Linked DNA regions of Homo sapiens: region 2 is linked to region 1. The links are chromatin loops, found by intact Hi-C in ENCODE. Cell type or tissue: PC-9. All regions are shown on one strand. Each heading gives the region's core, and the rest is flanking DNA. Links, peaks and the distances in the headings are about the cores only.

The links. Peaks named below come from ENCODE experiments on the same cell type or tissue, not always from the same donor. Only the 100,000 strongest peaks of a DNase experiment are listed, where the experiment ranks them.
Region 2: a loop joins it to region 1, with 8 times the contacts of the local background. A loop is called at or near these places in 5 of 110 quality-filtered maps.

The regions. Positions count from the first base shown.
Region 1 is chr18:22,663,733-22,673,898 of GRCh38, forward strand. No RefSeq gene overlaps it. Among named protein-coding and RNA genes, the nearest start is that of CTAGE1, 250 kb to the left of the region's middle. RefSeq lists an enhancer at 4,390-4,534 and a cis regulatory region at 4,454-4,471. In PC-9, for the core only: no CTCF peak of the experiment used is centred there; a DNase peak (open chromatin) is centred at 4,479; H3K27ac peaks cover 1,759 bases.
Region 2 is chr18:22,607,791-22,617,956 of GRCh38, forward strand. LOC124904262 (a long non-coding RNA gene) reads right to left here and starts at 6,480. Exons shown (of 2, transcript XR_007066307.1): 1 at 4,975-6,480; 2 at 1,764-2,403. In PC-9, for the core only: no CTCF peak of the experiment used is centred there; no DNase peak of the experiment used is centred there.

The DNA.
Region 1 (10,166 bases), core at 1,293-9,292:
AGAAGAATGAAACTAGATCCCTGTTTCCCACCATAATTAATTCAAGATTAATTAAAGACTTAAAACTATTTTTTTTTTAAAAACCTGAAACTATAAAAATCCTAAAAGAAAACCTAGAGAAAACTGTTCTGGACATTGGCCTAGGCAAAGAATTAATGACCAAGACCTCGAAAGCAAATACAACAAAAACAAAAGTAGACAAATGAGATTTTTTTTTTAACTCTTGTTTTAAGTTCAGGGGTACATGTGCAGGTTTGTTACCTAGGTAAACTAGTGTCATGTGGGTTTGTTGTACAGATTATTTTATCACCCCGGTATTAAGCCTAGTACTCATTAATTATTTTTTTTGATCCCCTCCTTCCTCCCACCCTCCACCCTCTAACAGGCCCCAGTGCATGTTGTTCCCCTTTATGTGTCCACGTCTTCTCATCATTTAGGTCCCACTTGTTAGTAAGAACATATAGTATTTGGTTTTATGTTCCTGCATTAGTTAGCTTAGGATAATGACCTCTAGCTCCATTCATGTTGCTGCAAAGGACAAGATCTTGTTCTTTTTTATGGCTGTGTAGTATTCCATGGTGTATATGTACCACATTTTCTTTATCCAATCTGTTATTGGTGAACATTTAGGCTGATTCTATGTCTTTGCTATTGTGAATAGTGCTGCAATGAACATACACACCATGTGTCTTTATAATAGTATGACTTAAATTCCTTTGGGTATATACCCAGTAATGGGATTGCCGGGTCAAATGGTATTTCTGTCTTTCGGTCTTTGAAGAATCACCACATTATCTTTCACAATGGTTGAACTAATTTCTACAGCCTCACCAGCATCTGTTTTTTTTTTTTTTTTTTGACTTTTTATTAATGGCCATTCTGACTGGTATGAGATGGTATCTCATTGCGGTTTTGATTTGCATTTTTCTAATGATCAGTGATGTTGAGCTCTTTTTCATATAATTGTTGGTCAAATGTATGTCGTCTTTTGAAAAGTATCTGTTCAAGTCCTTTGCCCACTTTTTAATGGTTTTTTTTTTTGTTTTTTCTTTTAAATTAAGTTCCTTCTTGATATGGTTTTTGGCTCTGTGTCCTCACGCAAATCTCATGTTGAATTGTAATCCCCAGTACTGGGGGAGGGACCTGGTAGGAGGTGATTGGATCATGGGGGCAGATTTCCTCCTTGCTGTTCTCATGATAGTGAGTGAGTTCTCAGGAGATCTGATTGTTTAAACGTATGCAGTACTTCCCCTTTCACCCTTTCTCCTGCCACCATGTGAAGATGTGCTTGCTTACCCTTCACCCTTCCACCATGATTGCAAGTTTCCTGAGGCCTCCCCAGCTGTGCCTCCTGTACAGCTTGTGAAAGTGTGAGTCAATTAAACCCCTTTTCTTCATAAATTACCCAGTCTCAGGTAGGTCTTTATAGCAATGTGAGAATAGGCTAATACACTTGTAGATGCTGAATATTAGACCTTTGTCAGATGTATAGTTGGCAAAAATTTTCTCCCATTCTGTAGGTTGTTTGTTTACTCTATTGATAGTTTCTTCCGCTGTACAGGATCTCTTTAGTTTAATTAGATCCCATTTGTCAATTTTGCTTTTGTTGCAATTGCTTTTGGTGTCTTCGTCATGAAATCTTTGCCAGGGCCTATGTCCTGAATGGTACTGCCTAGGTTTTCTTCCAGGGTTTTTATAGCTTTGGGTTTTATATTTATGTGTTTAATCCATCTTGAGTTGATTTTTGTACATGGTATAAGGAAGAGGTCCAGTTTCAGTCTTCTGCATATGACTAGCCAGTTATCCAAGCACCATTTATTGAATAGGCAATCCTTTCCCCATTGCTTGTTTTTGTCAGGTTTGTCAAAGATCAGATAGTTGTAGATGTGAGGACTTATTTCTGGGTTCTGTATTCTGTTCCATTGGTCTATGTGTTTGTTTTTGTACCAGTACCATGCTGTTTTGATTTCTGTAGCCCTGTAGTATAGTTTAGAGTCATGTAGTGTGATGCCTCCAGCTGACAAATAATATATATAATATAATATATAATATATAATATGATATATAATATATATTACATATAATATATATATGATATATAATATATATTATATATAATATATAACATATATATGATATATAATATATATTATATAATATATAATATGATATATAATATATATTATATAATATATAATATGATATATAATATATATTATATAATATATAATAAATATACAATATATTATATATTATATTATAAATATATTATATCTATAATATCTATAATATATATTATATACATACCATGGAATACTATGCAGCATAAAAAAAGAATGAAATCATGTCTTTTGCAGCAACATGAAAGGAGCTGGAAGTAATTATTCTAAGTGAAACAATTCAGAAGCAGAAAATAAAATAGCACATGTTCTTACTTATAAGTGGGAACTAAACAATGAGTACATATGGACAAAAAGATAGAAATAATAGACAGTGGGGACTCCAAAATAGGAGAGGGTAGAAGGAGGTGAGGGTTGAAAAATTACCTATTGGGTACAATGTTCACTATTTGGGTGATGGGTATACTAGGAGCCCAAACCTTGCCATTATGCAATATATCCATGCAACAAACCAACACATGTACCCCCTGAATCCATAATTTTAAAAAAAATGAAAAACAAAAATGTAAAAAGTTTTAAAAAGATAGAAGTGAGTACTATCAAGCTGACCATAATGAAGATACTAGTTGATGTTTCAATGAAAATGTGTATTTACTGATCTGAGTCAAGACAGGTAAACCTCAGACACCTCAGCTCCAACCCCAACAAGTATCTGAACTCTGCTCTTGGCCTTCCTCCTGCCCTTTGGACTTGGACTTTGTTTTGCTTTCCCTGGTTCAACCTACTCTCGACAGATGTAGGTTGCCTCTGCACTTGCCTCAGCACTCTGGTTCTTCTTGTTCTATTTCAGGAAATGTTTATCTCTGTATCTCCAAGCCTAGCTCAATACCTAACACAAAGTAGGAATTCAGCTGATGCTTATTTAAGGAATGAGTTGCCGTGAGAATGGCAAAGAAATCTCAATGAAGGGAGAGATACTGGACACCTGCTCCAGGGCTCACCTCACCAAAGCGGCAGTTTTCCTTTCAGTGTTCAGTGTCTACTTTTCTCTCCAGGAAAACACTGATCCAATTGCTTCTCATCGGCAAGATTATTCAAGTAATCTTAGATGTGCAAACAAGCCACGGTGGCCCTTGTGTCAGGCAGAACCAGGGCCCCCTGCAGTTGCCCATCATACTTCATGTCTTATGAGATGATCCCTGAGCAGCACTGGAGACCCCAGACAGAAGATGCCTTTTTGATGCTATTAAGATCTTTCTATTAGTGTGGAGGGAATAAAAGGGGCAGGGAAGAACACCCATCCCTGGGGTGTTTCTTTACAGAGCACCCATCGCTCCAAAAGCAGGGGTCACTTTGTGAAGGTAAGATCATATTTTTACAGTGCTATCTTCTGAATGAGAGGAAATCCACACGCCAGACAGCCTCCTGTCACCAGACGGCCTGTATCAGCCTCACTATGTGGACTGGTGCAGTTAAGCCCTGAAAGATGGTGTGCGGGGGTGTCAGACACAGCCCAGGCAGGGGAGGGAGGAACTTCAGAGCAGGCAATCCCACCTCCTGGGAAGGACTGGCCTTGTGACCTTAGCCAGTGTCTTCCAGCCTCCTCAGGACCCTCCTTGGTAAAGCAAAGATTAAACACTGACCCATCCACCCAGATCATGTGAGTGAAACAGCAGCCCCACTGGAAAGGTATTGGAGAATAGAACTCTTTATTTTTTTTTAGAAACATGAACATTTCCATTAATCTTCTCTGCCCCCAAATTGTGGTTTCTGGTTCCTTGATTCTTACAAATAAAAGAGAGAAACAGTTTTGGAGAACAACGTGTCTTGGCCCTAAGAATAATTTTCTTACTTGTGCAGTTGAGGACGGTTTATTATGGGTCTGTTTAGTGTCTCGGTCAAGGGAGGGAAGGAATAAAATGTTGATCCAAGAAGCCATCTTGCTCTGAGGAGTGATGAAGTACATTTTTGTGTGCTGAGGCACTCTTATGGGTTGAATTTCTTTACAGAATGAGCCCAAGTAGGCAGGTACAGTAATAGAATGGCTCACTGGGAGATTATTAGCAACACCAGAGGCTTATCTGTCCTTGTGTCTCTGGGGAGAAGCACAAAGAGGGGGAACTAATCCACTCCAAGAAGAAGAAAGAGATGGCACCTTATCCCTAATTTGATGTATCACTCGTAGGGTAGGTAGGAAAGTTCTTCAGTTCCATTTGGCCTAGGCAGTGAATTACTCCTCATATTTCTATTTTCTAGTGGTCAGTGAGCTATGAGTCATGCAGTGACTCATAGCATCATCATCAATGTATATTTGGGGGTGCTCTCAGGGTTCCTGGGTTCGTGCTGATAAGGAAAGCCAGGCTTTGTTATGACTGAGTCTTTTTCCGTGCTATGTGTTTCGTGTGTTTTTTTAGCCGCCACAACCATCCTGATGGTGTCATACCACTCAGAATGATAGAAATGTCTTACTTTTTTGGAAACTAGATAAACAAGAATATCATGCATTTGGGAAATGTTTAAATGTACACCCACATGTCAGGCCCACTAAGTGTGTATTTGAAAAATCATTTTCATTTTTATCATGCTTTGACAAAAGGAAGTACATCAACGCTCTGTTTAGGAAAAATATACTGTACTCTGCTACTGAACAGCTATGTGGCCTTGGGCACGTCTCTTAACTTCCCAGGGCCTCAGTTTCCTCATTCACTGTCTACTTTCCTGATTCTACCGTAACACTTCATTAGGTTGCAAACTATGTCTAGAAGGTAGCAGCACCCCCATCTCTCATTCAAAGGGCCTTCTCAGGACACACCCTCCTCTACCAAGGCTGTGCTCACTGATGACTTCTCCATGAGCAGCTGACTGAACTTGGTTTGTAGGAAGTTCATACAATCTGCTGGCACCAGCAAGAAATGGAATGCTGGAAGCTTCCAGCTTCACTCAAGTACATTTAACCATTCAACAGACACTTATTGAACATGTCCTATATGCCAAGCACTGAATGCCAAGGATCCAGCAATGTCAAAGCAGACAATGTCCTTCTTCTCATGCAGCTTACCTTGTAGTGTGGGAAGTGGAAAATAAACAACATAAATAGGTAAATTATGCAGAAGGTGTTAACAACTATGGAAAAATAGAGCAGTTTGAGGGATAAGGATGCTGGTGTATTGGCAGAGAAAGAGGGTTAAGGCCTGGCTTCACTGTAAAGGTGGTGTTTGACTAAGACTTGCAGGTGAGAGAGTGAACCATAAGGATATCTTAGGAGGACTGGCCCAGGTAGAAGAAAGAACCGCTGCAGAGACTCTGGGGAGACATATGGCTGGCATGCTGGAGGAGCATCAAAGTGGCCAATGTGGCTGGAGCAGAGTGAATTCAGCGCAGTGTAGGGGATGAGGCAGGGGGTACAAGGGGTCAAAGCGTGTAAAGCCTCATAGAGGCTTTACAAGGCTTGACTTTCACTTTGAAAGAAATGAGAAGCCATTGCAGGATTTTGAACAAAGGAATAGCCAGATCAGGCCGGGCGCGATGGCTCACGCCTGTAATCCCAGCACTTTGGGAGGCCAAGGCGGGTGGATCATGAGGTCAGGAGATCAAGACCATCCTGGCTAACACGGTGAAACCCCATCTCTACTAAAAATACAAAAACTTAGCCAGGCGCGGTGGCGGGCACCTGTAGTCCCAGCTACTCGGGAGGCTGAGGCAGGAGAATGGCATGAACCCGGGAAGCGGATGTTGCAGTGAGCCAAGATAGTGCCACTGCAGTCCGGCCTGGGCGAAAGAGCGAGACTCTGTCTCAAAAAAAAAAAAAAAAAAAAAAAAAAAGGAATAGCCAGATCTGACTTACATTTTATAATAAAGCTCAATCTGTTTATTAATGGAAGAATAAAATGAAGGGAAGTGGCAAATCTGAGTCACTAAAACAATTTAGGAAGCTGTTGGGATAAATTATGCTTGCATGGACCAGAATAGTAGCAGGAAGATGCCAGAGGTGGTTGGATTCTAAATATAATTTGAAGGTAGACCCTTTAAAATTTCCAGGTGGATCGGAGGTGAGATGTGAGAAAAAGAGAATTGTGGACAGCTTCAAGGTCAAGAACCTCTTTGGTAGTGGATGCTCTTTGGGGTTTTAATATGAGACATAAAGATCCATATGCTCTATGATCACTCCCAAGGGTCCATCCCACAACTCCTTTCCCTATTTGCTCCTTATTTTCTATTCTTATTCCTTCCAGGCCTCTGACCAATAAACCAAGCCATTCACACCACTGCTCAGGGGCCTTGTAGATCTGTACTATGGGCCACTGCTCCCTGCTGGGTTACACTCCTGAAGTCACTCTGAACCCACCCACAGTTTGCTGTGGAGGCCGTAGTTAAAAAGCAAATGGCCAACGGCAGCTGAGACAGGTGAAATTGGGAGATATGAAGGACTCAAAAGAGGTGTTTCAGACACAAGGTCATTTATTTCTGTTACTATGTTTTTTATTTCTAGCATTTCCCTTTTATGATTTCTTGAGTTCCCATCTCTGTTTATATTACCCATCTTGCATGTTCTTGCATGTTGTCTACCTTTTTTTCCATCAGAGCTCTCAGCACATTAATTATAGTTATTTTAAATTTTTGGTTGGTCTGATAATCTTAAAATCTCTGCCAAATCTAAGTCAGGTTCTGTTGCCTGCTTTGTCTTTTCAGGCTATGTTTGTTTTTTCTTGCCCATTAGCGCACCTAAATTTTGTTGAAAGTTACACATGATATATTAGGTAATAGAACCTGAGGTAAGTCAGTCTTTGGTGTGAGGGTTTATGATTACCTGGTTAGGAGCTACACTTTACTTTTTGTTGTAGCTATAAGCGTCTGAGGCTTCAATTTCTTCTACTGTCCTTGTTTTTGTCTCTCCAGTTATCTTTGGGTTTCCCTAGAAATGTCTTTTTAAATAGAGTCTGAGCCTTGCAGACTTTTCAACTATTATCATCTGTTATGATTTAGGAGTTTAGTTGACACATCAATGAGATATGTAACTGGCGGGGGACATTCTATAATTCCATAATTAGGTCTCAATTTTTTAATGAGCCTGTGCTCTTGGGCTGTGAACTTCATAAATGCTTCTTAATTTTTTTCCCTCTCAGGTGAGATAGGAAAGTTAGTTAGGGTGAGAGTTGGGTATTTTCCTTCCCCTACATTATTTAGATTCTAGAAATGTAAATTCCTTTGAGAGCAGGCAGAGGACAGAACACTCCAAGCTTATTTCAAAATGGGTACTTTCCCTGTCTTGCTGGAAGCCCAGGGGGATTTTTCTCCAGTCTCCACTATGAGAGAACACCTTGTGGGGCTTAGGGAAGTAAAACTCCAAAAGTGAGAGGAATCGCCCCACCACTAAGTTTTTAACTCTCAAACTAGTCCACACTCAGCTTCCAGCAGTTCATCATTACAGTTTAAGTTTCTGGCTCCAGCAGCTTCTGCTCCCACTAAGCTGTGATTCTCTGTATTCTCCTTTCTCTCCAGTTTTTAAGGCACTAGTTTGCTCTGTGACCTTAATTCTCTGATGAATCTAAGAAGTGTTGTTGATTTTCAGTTTGTTCCACTTTTGTCTTGTTGTAAGGATGGGAGTGATGACTTCTAAGCTGGTTACACATTGGAGTGGAAACTGGAAATTTAAATTTTTAAATGGGAATGAACGCCTTGTTCTTGGGACAGAACAATATAATGGATGTTAATTCCCCCTTGATTTAATCTGTACAATCAATTCCATTCAAATTCTCAATTAGTTCTTTTCAGGAAATTGAAAAAGTTATTTTAAATTCATTTAAAAATTAGAAGATGTGACAAAAAGCCAATAAAATATAAAAATAAAAGTGATAAGGAGCCTGTTCTACCAGGTATCAAAATGTATTACAAAGCTATAATAATTAAAATATCCAGGAACTATGCCAAAGTGTATACTCAAATGATTAGAACAGAATGGCTGGTGCAAAAATAGACCAAAGTTCATCTGAGAATTCATTCTATGATTAAAGCAGAATTTCATATCAGAGAGGAAAATATGGATTATATTGAGACAACTGGTTAGATATTTTGGAGGAAAAATAAAGTTAGATCCACCCTGATACCTTGAATCAAAATAAATTCCAAATAGTTCAAAATTGTAAATATTAAAATTAACAGTAAAAGTGCCACCAGCAATGAAACTGGTGACTTCACTGCATTTCTGCTCCTCTCCTTTTCCAACTCCAATTCAACTGCCAACTGCATCCTCTGTTTTCAGTCTTATTTTGTTAATAATTAGGATACCTAAGGCTGTAATATTTCCTCTGAATTTAGCATTATCTGTATAACATAGATTTTGGTAGGAAGTATTCTCTTTTATATTATGTATTAGTTAATTTAGAATCTCAATTTTGATTACTTATTTGATCCAAGGGTCTATGAAAAGGGTATCTCTTAAATTTTAGGCAGTTAAATTTTTATCATGTTTTTGCTATTAATGTATTGTATATTATATTATTATTATCAGAGGCTGGATTTTGTAAAAATAATATTATTTTCAGAAGTTTTAAAGGAAATTTGAATATAGCATCTTATACCCAGCCAAATTCATATTGAAGTGGGAGTGCAAATTTAAAAAAGATTTATAGGCACACTAATAGTCAAAAAACATATTAAGCACATTCTCTGAAAGAATTACTTAATTATATACTCAGTAAAAAAAATTTCAAAATATGCAAAAATAGAAATTAAAAGGTTGTGAGCAAATGATAATTTTATAATTATCAAAATAACTATTGGTACATAAAATTAGTAATAATCTATTACTAACTATCTTGGAAAATATCTGTATTAGTCAGGATTCTCCAGAGGAACAAAACTAAGAGGATATACAGCTGACCCTTGAACAACACAGATTTGAACTGTGTGGGTTCATCCAGTTATACATGGATTTTCTTCCACCTCTGCCACTCTAGAGACCACAAAACCAGCCCCTACTCTTTCCCCTCCTCCTCAGTCTACTCAATGTAAAGATGAGAAGGATGAAGACCTTTATGATGATACACTTCCACTTAATGAATAGAACATGTATTTTCTTTTCCTTATGATCTTCTTAATAACCTTTTCTTTTCTTTAGCTTACTTTATTGTAAGAATACAGTATATAGTACATATAATATACAAAATATGCATTAATTGACATGTATGTGTTCATATTAACAGTAAGGCTTCTGGTCAATCATAGGCTATTAGTAGTTAAGTTTTTAGGGATTCAAGAGTTATACATGAATTTTTGACTGCCAGGGAGTCAGTATCCCTAGCCCCCCATTGTTCAAGGGTCAGCTGGTTATTCAACTATAATGCATATATAAATATTTCATTATAGGAGTTGTTCTTATACAGTTATGGAGGACAAAAGTTCCATGATCAGCCTTCTACAAGCTAGAGAACCAGGAAAGACAGTGGTATAATTCAGCCCGTCTGAATAACCAAAAACCAGGGGAGCCCATGATGATGTAAGTCCAGTCTGAGTTCAAAGACCTGAGACCCAGGATTGTTGATGTCTGAGGGCAAAAGAAAACAGATGTCCCAAATCAAACAGGAAGCAAATTTTCCCTTCCTCCAGCCTTTTGTCCTATTCAGGTCCTCAATGAATTGGACGATGACAGTCTACTAATCCAAATGCTAATCTCTTCCAGAAATACCCTCACGGAAATGCCCAGAAATAATATATCACCAGTAATCTGGGTATCCCTTAGCCCAGTCAAGCAGACACATAAAATTAATCACAATATCAACATGAAAGGAAATAGACAGATGAGAAGAAAAAGAGGGAACTGAAAGCATGCTAAATTTCTGATTTTGATTCAGAGAAGAAGGCAGGAGAACAGGCTGATATTAATACAAAATAATTCCTGGTAGCTAGATAATAAGATAAATTTAAATTTCTTTAAAATTTAAGTGAAATTGCTAGAAGAATAAGTATAGGATATTCAGCTCCCAAACCACTAAAGGAAAGGAAATATAATTTAAATAAATAAATAAATAATTAAAAAGCAAGAAAGAG
Region 2 (10,166 bases), core at 814-8,813, 56 kb before region 1:
AAGATGCTGAAGCCTGGCTTACTGAGTGGCACCTCCTAATGCACAGACAGCCGTTCCCACTCCAGGCTGCACAGAGCCCTGCAAAGTGGTGGGGTCAGGGCAGATTCAAGAAAATCTAAGGTCTACACCTTCTCTCAGCCCCACAACCTTGTTGGTAAGTTGGACTCACTGCCTGAATCCCCCTTCCTTAGGTCGATCCCTCTCTCAGGCATCCGGAGAATCTCCCCAGCAATTTGACCTCTGTCACCCTGCCCTGCTCTCCCCATTTTGTTCTCCAGATGAGCTGGTGTACATCAGGACCCCCTTTGAAGACCCAGTTCACCGTCTCTTACCGGGAAACTTCTTAGCCCCCAGAAAAATCCAAACACAAACAGCTGGCTGGAGGCTGGATGAGAAAGGAGTATCCTGACTCCACCCCCAAGACCCGTCCTGCCTCAGCCTGGCCCCAGCAGAGATGCTGTCTACAGTTGGTAGAATCCATCTCCTTCTTCAAATGCTTTTAAGGAAGCCACATTGTGGAAGGCAGTGAGAAGATCTCTTGCTCTCGCTTCCTGTACCTACAGTAGAGCCTTGGCATTATGTGAGGTGGAAGGAACTTGGACCCTGGAGTTTGAGTAAACAATACTCCAGCAACAACTTTGCCACCTGCTCACAGTGAGACCTGGGCAAGAGCTCTCTGAAGCTACTTTCTCACAGGGAGATGGGAAAGACTCGTCCTCGCCCTTGGGGTTGTTTTGAGGGTTAAATGGAAAACCTAAGATAAAGAACCTAATACAATGCCTTGCACATAGTTGGCATCTGATAATTCTTAGTTCTTATTTTTAATATATTTTTTGACTTGTGCCAGAGTGTACCATGTGGATGTTAGAGGCATTGAAAGGAGGTTTCTGGAATTGCATAACAAGCTTATCAATTACAAAAATATTTCCTTGCTATTCATTAAGTCCTAAAAAAGAAATATAAGCAATATGAAATTGTTTACATTATGAAATAACAACAGATATAACTGAATAATTTGTAAAGCAAAATTAAAATCATCCTATTCAATGTGCAGAAAAGTGGGGGAAAGGTGGGGAAGAGAACTTACATTATTCAGGTACCTATTATGTGCTATTCATATTGGCACATAATAGGTGCCTGAATATTTGGCAAGCAATATGCCAAGATTTTTGCTGTGTTCCTTAAAGGTCACATTATGGCAAGGACACTGAAGCTCTCTAGATTAGATCTCTAGAAAATAATAAACGTCATTCTTTCTTCTTCTGTCACCTTCCTGTGTGTGTCTAAGACTCAGGCTTAATTGTCTACTTCCTATATAAATTCAGTTCCATGCCATGTCCCATGCCCTGCTGGCTTTATCCCAGACATGAAGTGCCCTGGCTTACTCAGAAAGATGAGTGCAGGCCCCTCTTCCTTGGCTTCTACCTAAGGCCAGCAGAACTCCTGAGCCTGTGCTCTAGGGGAGGAGCAGGGCTGGGGTACACTGAAGGTATTCTGACGCCTGCTTTACTTGTCACTGTTGCTTCCCTTCCAGTAATTTCCAAGGCAGCTTTCTTGGAAAAGAAACCTGCTTTAATTAAGAACCCCTGGAAATTCTGAGCAATGTTCTACTTAAACCTAGCAAAACCCTACTTGCAACAGAGAACAGGGGAGAAAGGGTGGGTAGGAGGACTGATGGAAATGGCTCCACATGATTTGATTCTGTGACCTTCAAAGTCTGAAAAAGAAAATCAGGTTGATTCATAAACAACTAGGGACTAAAATACTTCTGGCTTCCTTTTATTGTACTTCTGGGAACCAACCGATTATGTTTAGAACTCTGGGTGACTGGAAGGGTTTTGTTGCTTTTTTTTAAAGCTGGTCCTGAAACCATAATCAGTTTTCTAGGCTGTTCATTTTGGCATGTGCAGGTTGAACTTTTGTCACTCAATCACAAAGGCATGGAAGATGTTCAGTTTCAAAGAAGGAAGCCAATCCGTGACCAAGGCCACCAAATCCAACACCAAAAACAAACACAAAGGGCTGCATTCCCACACGTCACCACTGGCCCATTTCCAGAGCAGATCCTGACGGATGAGAGGCAGCAGGGAGGAGATGCTGGCTTGCTGCAGGGTTTAGCAGTTAATCTCAGGTGGCTGAAGCATGCCTTGTGCTTCAACCGAAAGGACTGAGACACGGAGATATTAAACAAAGCCTGTGTAACCCTTAAACAAACAGAGAAGGGAGCCAAGAATTGCTGTAGTCATAATCCCTTATTCTACAGCATCCACGGTGTTCAAGGCATCTTCATCAACAGTATGTGTTTTGATTGATTCCTCATTATAATCCAAGCAGTTATTATTAATATTTAGCCCCATTTCTCAAAGCTTTGTGGCTGAAAGACTGCCAGGACCGACGTTCTTTCTAGAAAAAAAAAATAGGTATTCTAAAAACAATTAGAGAAAACTTTAGACATCCCTCCCACAAAAGAGAAACTTTCCCCACCCATGCTGCAGGTCCAGAAATGTGCCCACTGCCATTATCCTTCTAAAACACATGCACACAAGTACTGAAGAGTAATTGTTTTTTATACTTTGTTTCTTAATCTAATGCTTTATACAAGGTCAAAACTTGAAAGATCATCTACAAGGTCTATTAAAAAACACTTTCTTCTCATTTTTGGGTTCTACTAAATTTGGAAATCCAATTTAAAGCCAATAGGTAAGGGAATAATATAGTTTCACACACTTATAATTTTATCTCATCTGCAAAGAAACTTCAAAACTAAATTCCATCCTGGAGTGGAATAACATATGCTTGCCCGTCAGCTATTTGCTAACTCTGTCTAATTTTCAGAAAAAAAGGGTGTTGTTCTGTTTCTAGATGTTTTATTCTGTAGTGTATATAAGGTTGCAATGTATTTAAAAATTTTTTTGGAAATAGATGTGGTATAAATCTTACATAAATAATGACAATTAAGATCTCCAAGAATAATATTATTTTATAGCTAGAGGTTTGGATTAACAGGCAAGAAAACAAAAACAAGAGTTTTCTACCAATGCGCAGGAATTTTGTGTTTTAATTTTCTCATCTACAAGAGGTGGTGCAACAGCGCTGTCCTGGGAGGCAAAGGACCAGGAGTCCAGTCTTCCTATGCTTATACCACATGCAACTTCCAGCAATGCATTCAATCTCTGAATAGTGTCCATCAAATGGGGACTAAAGACACCTTATCTATTTAAAAACAAGGAGTTGGATCAATTTGCTTATAGTTCTTTTATTTCTTAAGATCTATGGATCCTTCCTCAAAACATTTAGCTCTAAAACAATCTTGTAGATTAGGTCAAATGCAAACCACAAAACCATGTCTAGTAGCTTTTTAACAATCAAACCTCCACATGATTTTGCACTGATGCTAGAGAGAGTGAAGAAGGTGGCAGTCTTTCTGTCCAGTTCTCATAAACTATTGCTATTTCTAATAAAGTAACCTAAGCACCTGCTGTGGATAAGGCCCCAGGAAAGAAAAGTTTGCTGCCTCTAGACTAATAAAGAGAACTGACCATTGATCTTAGAGAAATGTTAATTTCCAAGCGAGTATTTTTTAAAACTCCTCCTTTGCTTTTATGTTTCCTAGGTTACCATAAATAGAACCTACACACTTTATTTGTACCATCTTAATGTCTTCGATTGAAGTGCTGTGTCCTTATCCTAGATTCTTAGCTAGTCTCCTAGCTCCTGGAGGAAAGCATCTATTTCTTACTCACCTTTATATCCTACATGACGCTCAACTCAGTGCCCTGCCTGCAGCAGGGACATAGAAAAGGTTGAACTGATTGACCTGACTTCCTAATTACCCAGCTGACTCTTTAGCTTTTGCTAAATGTTTCTTAGTCCTAATTAAGAGCCAAAGCATTAGCTGGGTACGGTGGCTCACGCCTGCAATCCCAGCACTTTGGGAGGCCGAGGCAGGTGGATCATGAGGTCAGGAGATCGAGACGATCCTGGCCAACACGGCGAAACCTCATCTCTACTAAAAAAAATACAAAAAATTAGCCAAGCATGGTGGCGGGTGCCTGTGGTCCCAGCTACTCAGGAGGCTGAGGCAGGAGAATGGCGTGAACCCAGGAGGCAGAGCTTGCAGTGAGCCGAGATTGCGCCACTGCACTCCAGCCTCCAGCCTGGGCGACAGAGAGAGACTCTGTCTCAAAAAAAAAAAAAAAAAGAAAGAAAAAAAGAGCCAAAGCATTGAGAAAATTTGCTAACGACTAAAAACAGCAATACCAAATGTAGCAAGCCCTAGGCTAGCATGTATTATGTCTTTCTCAAGGACAGATGAGAAATATTAAAGTGTTCATCAAAATACTATAAAAAGCTTCATTTCTTCATCTGTTCCTATCACAGATCAGGGATCCCATTTGGAGTTCATCTGCAATTTCAGATTTGCATGAGAAAGGCTTCATTGCAAAGCATCAGCTTCATTTGGCAAATTCAAAGTATCTAGGTAAATTGCTCATTCTTTTTGCATTTGTAAATTCTTTTTCCAAAATTGCTTTTAATAATTTAGTCTAATTCTTACTAAAGGTTTGACTTGGGAATTTTTATTTTTGTTTTTCCTTTTTTTTTGAGAGAGGATCCTTCTCTGTCACCCAGGCTGGAATGCAGTGCTGCAATCATAGCTCACTGCAGCCTTGAACTCCTGGGCTCAAGTGACTTGGGGGTTTTTAGTGTATTCTGAAGTAGAAGGTGTAGGAAAACAGAAAAAGAATATAATTATCCTTACAAATAAGTGATGCACATAGAAGATATACAGTTTGTTTAATATCTCCAGGGTGGCAGCCAGGAGGCTTAATTTCAGAATTTGGGAAACTTTATATTAACCATAGGGTTCTAGTAGCTGTTCCAGTAGTTTTTCCTGTGGTTTGATATGTCTTCAATAAAGGGATGCCTGCCAATCAGCCATAATACCTCTTTAAACTTTTATAGAATCAATATTACCATTTTGATCCATCAGAGGAAAGCTGTGTGGCTTTTTGCAGAATCCACTCAAGTGTCCTCCTGCCACTCGCCCTCTGCTGGGGCCCAGCCTGAAGCCAGCAAACAACAAAAAAACAAAAACAAAATAAAAGGAACCTCTTCTGGCTTCTTTTCATGTTTACACAATACTGTGGGAATGAGAAGGTAGCTACTCCGTTTGCCAAGCAGAGAAGAGCGATGAAGGATCAGTTATTGTGTAAGAGCGCAGTGTATATAAGCGGATTATTGCTTGCATTCTGTATAAAGTTTTCCTGTAATAACAATGACCGATTTAGTTCATTTCAAGCTATTCATATCCTTGGATTTATTTTTAAGGTGGGAAAGGAACAGCAGAAAGGGTGCCATGGGAAGGAGGGAGAAAAATATAAAACAATACAGCACCCAGACAGACTTCCCAGCGCCACGGCAGAAGCACGCCCAACACATGGCTCTGGGCTGCGATGGGCTGGCCAGATGATGAGCTTCAGGGTCATCAAAGGAGGGAGAAATGAGGGGTTGCCTGAATTTGTGTTGATTGGTGCACTGCACAGAGCAAGGACGAAATGTAAAGCTCAAAGGGAAAGGGTGGAGCCGAAGAGGAATGATATTGCTGCAGAAACTGTGCAGCTCTCGAGGTGTGCGGTGTCACTGGCAGGCAGCCCGTCACCTGGAAGAAAATGTGAAGCATGTTCCCTGCAGACAAGGGTGGTACACTGTAAACAGGCCCGTCGCTCGCTCGCTCGCTCGGGAGACAGGGGAGTTGGTATTTACCTTTCAGAGACCTTGGGTCACCCTGCCTCACCCTGAAAGAAGGAAATGTCTCTCACACTTAAAAATCTTAAGTGCATACCACAAAACTCAAATACAGCCCATGACGGGCAGAGCGCTCAATGAAAGGTGACAGATTTAGCAGAAGCATTTATGTGCTAATAAGTTCTGATGACTTCCAGAGGTTAATTTATGTCCTTTTCCCAGGAGTCAGACTTATTTCCCTATTTAAGAGGTAAATCGATTATTAGAATCAGACTCTTTTTAACCTTCAAAGCAAAAATGAAAATAGGTAATAACTTTCTACCCAGGCGGGCCACCTGCTCCCCAACTATACACAGACAACCTCGGGTGCTAAGAGTGTTTAAACATGTTCATCAGATTCTCCTAAAGCAGTAACAGCCAGGCATGGGCTGAGACAGCATTTTGGAATGTGTTTGAAATGGTGTAATCTTCCATAGTGCCCTATCTTTATTGAGGGAGAAAGAGAGAGAAAACTAATTGAGAAGTAAGAAGTGAGTGGGCAGTTTGGTAGAAGCAGCCACCCATTTGATTTTGTAAGATTTTAAGGAAAGAAAGAAGATTTTAGATGAAAATGTATGACTGCCCCCTTCAATCTCCTTGGGTAGATCTATACCTAATCCAGCTAAATATACTTTTGGCTGGGCGCGGTGGCTCATGCCTGTAATCCCAGCACTTTGGGATGCCAAGATGGGCGGATCACCTAAGGTCAGGAGTTCAAGAACAGCCTGGCCAACATGGTGAAACCCCATCTCTACCAAAAATACAAAAAATTAGCCGGGCGTGGTGGTGCTTACCTGTAGTACCAGCTACTTGGGAAGCTGAGGCAGGAGAATTGCTTGAACAAAGCAGGCAGAGGTTGCAGTGAGCCAAGATTACGCCACTGCACTCCAGCCTAGGTGACAGAGCAAGACTCTGTCTCAATAAATAAATAAATAAACAAACACACTTTTTTTCTTCACTAAAATACTTCACATGATTGGCCCATATTGGAGTTATTTATGTGCCTGTCTCTCCCCCTAAACTACAGGATCTTAGAAGACAGCACACCTTTTGTTTTAATTTTCTTTCACAGTGCCAAGCAAGTTACCTTTCACACAGTAGACATTGAATGAATATTTCCTGATTTAAAAACATGATTTTCAGAAAAAGAAAAAGGGTTTAAATGGGACACAAGAAAAGATAAAGCATCCAAAGAGTTAGATACTGTGCAAACAGACTTGATAAATACCGTTCCAGAAAACCAGCTTCCAAATCAAGGCCTGTTTAAGAAAGAGCATTTTTCGAGAAAAGAAAGAGAAGAAATCTGGGTGAAAATGAAACAGCAGAAACAAAATATTATCTGTTGATATATCATAATATATCCCTTCATTTATGCACAAATAATTTTCCTTCCTACCAGTACCCTCCTCGACACACATACAGACTTATTTAGGATGCATCAGAACCATGCCTATGAGCAGAAGGCAGCGGGTAAGCATTGAGAAGAACTTCAAGTCCACAGGGCCTGGTAAAGGAGGCAGCTGTGAGGCATGGGGGTGACAGTGATGGTCTCAGAACACACTAGTGGTGAAGGCCACACCAGCAAACCATGAGAACAGGATATTGTCAGCAGATGCCTGAGTAGAGGGACATATCTTCAACAGATCAGTATGTATCAATGAATAAAATATAGTACTCAGTGCATAGCATTTTACCTTAAAGATAACTCAGCTGAAATACAAGTCTTCTCTGTCATAAGGGATACCTCTAGGACCAAAACCACCAACCAGAATGGTCAAGCCAGAATTTCCACTATTCAGGTGTTGATCTGATCTCTTGGACAAAGCTTGCTTAAGATCACAGGATTCAGGAGTTTCTCCAGGGAAAAGAGCCTCTGCATTTTATCCACCTCACCACCAGGGCCAAGAACGAAGCCTCATATACCGGCATATCTCACTTTATTGCACTTGACTGATACTGTCTTTTTTTACAAATTGAAGGTCCATGGCAACCCTGCTTTGAGCAAGTCTATTAGCACCATCTTTTTTTTTTTTTTCAACAACATGTGCTCATTTCGTGTCTCTGTGTCATATTTTAGTAATTCTCACAATACTTTAAAATTTTTCATTATTATTACATCTTTTAATGGTATTCGGTGATCAGTGATCTTTGATGTTACTATTGTAATTGTTTTGGGGCACCACAAACCGCACCCATGTATGATGGAAAACTTAATCCATAAATGTTGTGTGTGTTCTGATGGCTCCACCAACCAGCAGCTGCTTCATCTCCCCCCATTCCTCTCTTTGGACCTCCCTATTCCCTCAGACAGAACACTATTGACATGAGATCAAATAATAACCTTAAAATGGCCTCTAAATGTTCAAGTGAAAGGAAAGGTTACATGTGTGCCATTTTAAATCAAAAGCTAGAAATGATTAAGCTGAATGAGGAAGGCATGTCAGAAGCTGAGACAGGCCAAAAACTAGGCTTCTTGTACTCAATAGTCAGCGCAGTTGTGACTGCAAAGGAAAAGTTCTTGAAGGAAACTAAAAGTGAATACACAAATGAAAAGGAAGTGAAGCAGCCTCCTTGCTGATATGGAGAAAGTCTGAGTGGTCTGGGTAGGAGGTCAAAACAGCCACAACACCCTGTTAGCCAAAGCCAGGTTTGAGCAAGACCCCAACTCTCTTCAATTGTGAGGAAGCCACAGAAGAAAAGTGTGAAGCTAGCACAGGCTGGTTCATGAGGTTTAAGGAAAGAAGCCATCTCCACACCATAAAAGTGCAAGATGAAGCAGCAAGTGCTGATGGACAAGCTGCAGCAAGAAGTCCAGGAGATCTAGCTAAGATCATGGATGATGGTGACTATTCTAAACCACAGATTTTTAATATAGACAAAGCAGCCTTATATTGCAAGAAGATATCGTTTCATAGAGCAGAAGTCAATGCCTGGCTTCGAAGCTACAAAGGGCAGGCTGATTTTGTGGTTAGGAGCTACTGCAGCTGGTGACATTAAGTTGAAGTCAGTGCTCTTTTACCATTCCAAAAATCCTAAGGTCCTTAAGAATGATGCTAAATCTACTTTGCCTGTGCTCTAGAAATGGAAGAACAAAGCCTGAATGATAGCATTTCTGTTTACCGCATAGTTTTCTGAATATTTTAAGCCCACTGTTGGGCCTACTTCTCAGAAAAAAAATTCTTTTCAAAATATTACTGCTCATTAACAATGCATGTTGCCACCCAAGAGCTTTGATGGCAATGTACAAGGAGATGAATGTTGTTTTCAGGCCTGCTAACACAACATCCATTCTGCAGCCCATGGATCAAGGAGTAATTTTGTCTTTCAATTTTCATTATTTAAGAAGTACATCTTATGTCCATTCCAAGATGGCCGAATAGAAACAGCTCTGGTCTGCAGCTCCTGGCATGATCAACGCAGAAGATGGGTGATTTCTGTATTTCCAACTGAGCCGCCGCTGGTGATACCCAGGCAAATAGGGTCTGGAGTGGACCTCCAGCAAACTCCAAGAGACCTGCAGTGAGGGACCTGACTGTTAGAAGAAAAACTAACAAACAGGAAAGAATAGCATCAACATCAACCAAAAGGACATCTAAACCAAAACCCCATCTGTAGGTCACCAACATCAAAGACCAAAGGTAGATAATACCATAAAGATGGGGAGAAACCAGAGTAGAAAAGCTGAAAATTCTAAAAACCAGAACTCCCCTTCTCCTCCAAAGGATCACAGCCCCTCGCCAGCAATGGAACAAAGCTGGAAGGAGAATGACACTGACGAGTTGACAGAAGTAGGCTTCAGAAGGTTGGTAATAACAAACTTCTCCAAGTTAAAGGAGCATGTTTGAACCCATCACAAGGAAGCTAAAAACCTTGAAAAAAGGTTAGACAAATGGCTAACTAGAATAAACAGTGTAGAGAAGATCTTAAATGACCTGATGGAGCTGAAAACGATGGCACAAGAACTTTGTGATGCATGCACAAGCTTCAGTAGCTGATTCGATCAAGTGGAAGAAAGGGTATCAGTGATTGACGATCAAATGAATGAAATAAAGAGAGAAGGCAAGTTTAGAGAAAAAAGAGTAAAAAGAAATGAACAAAGCCTCCAAGAAACATGGGACTATGTGAAAAGACCAAATCTACGTCTGATTGGTGTACCTGAAAGTGACAGGGAGAATGGAACCAAGTTGGAAAACACTCTGCAGGATATTATCCAGGAGAACTTCCCCAATCTAGCAACGCAGGCCAATATTCAAATTCAGGAAATACAGAGAACGCCACAGAGATACTCCTTGAGAAGAGCAACTCCAAGACACATAATTGTCAGATTCACCAAAGTTGAAATGAAGGAAAAAATGTTAAGTGAAGCCAGAGAGAAAGGTCGG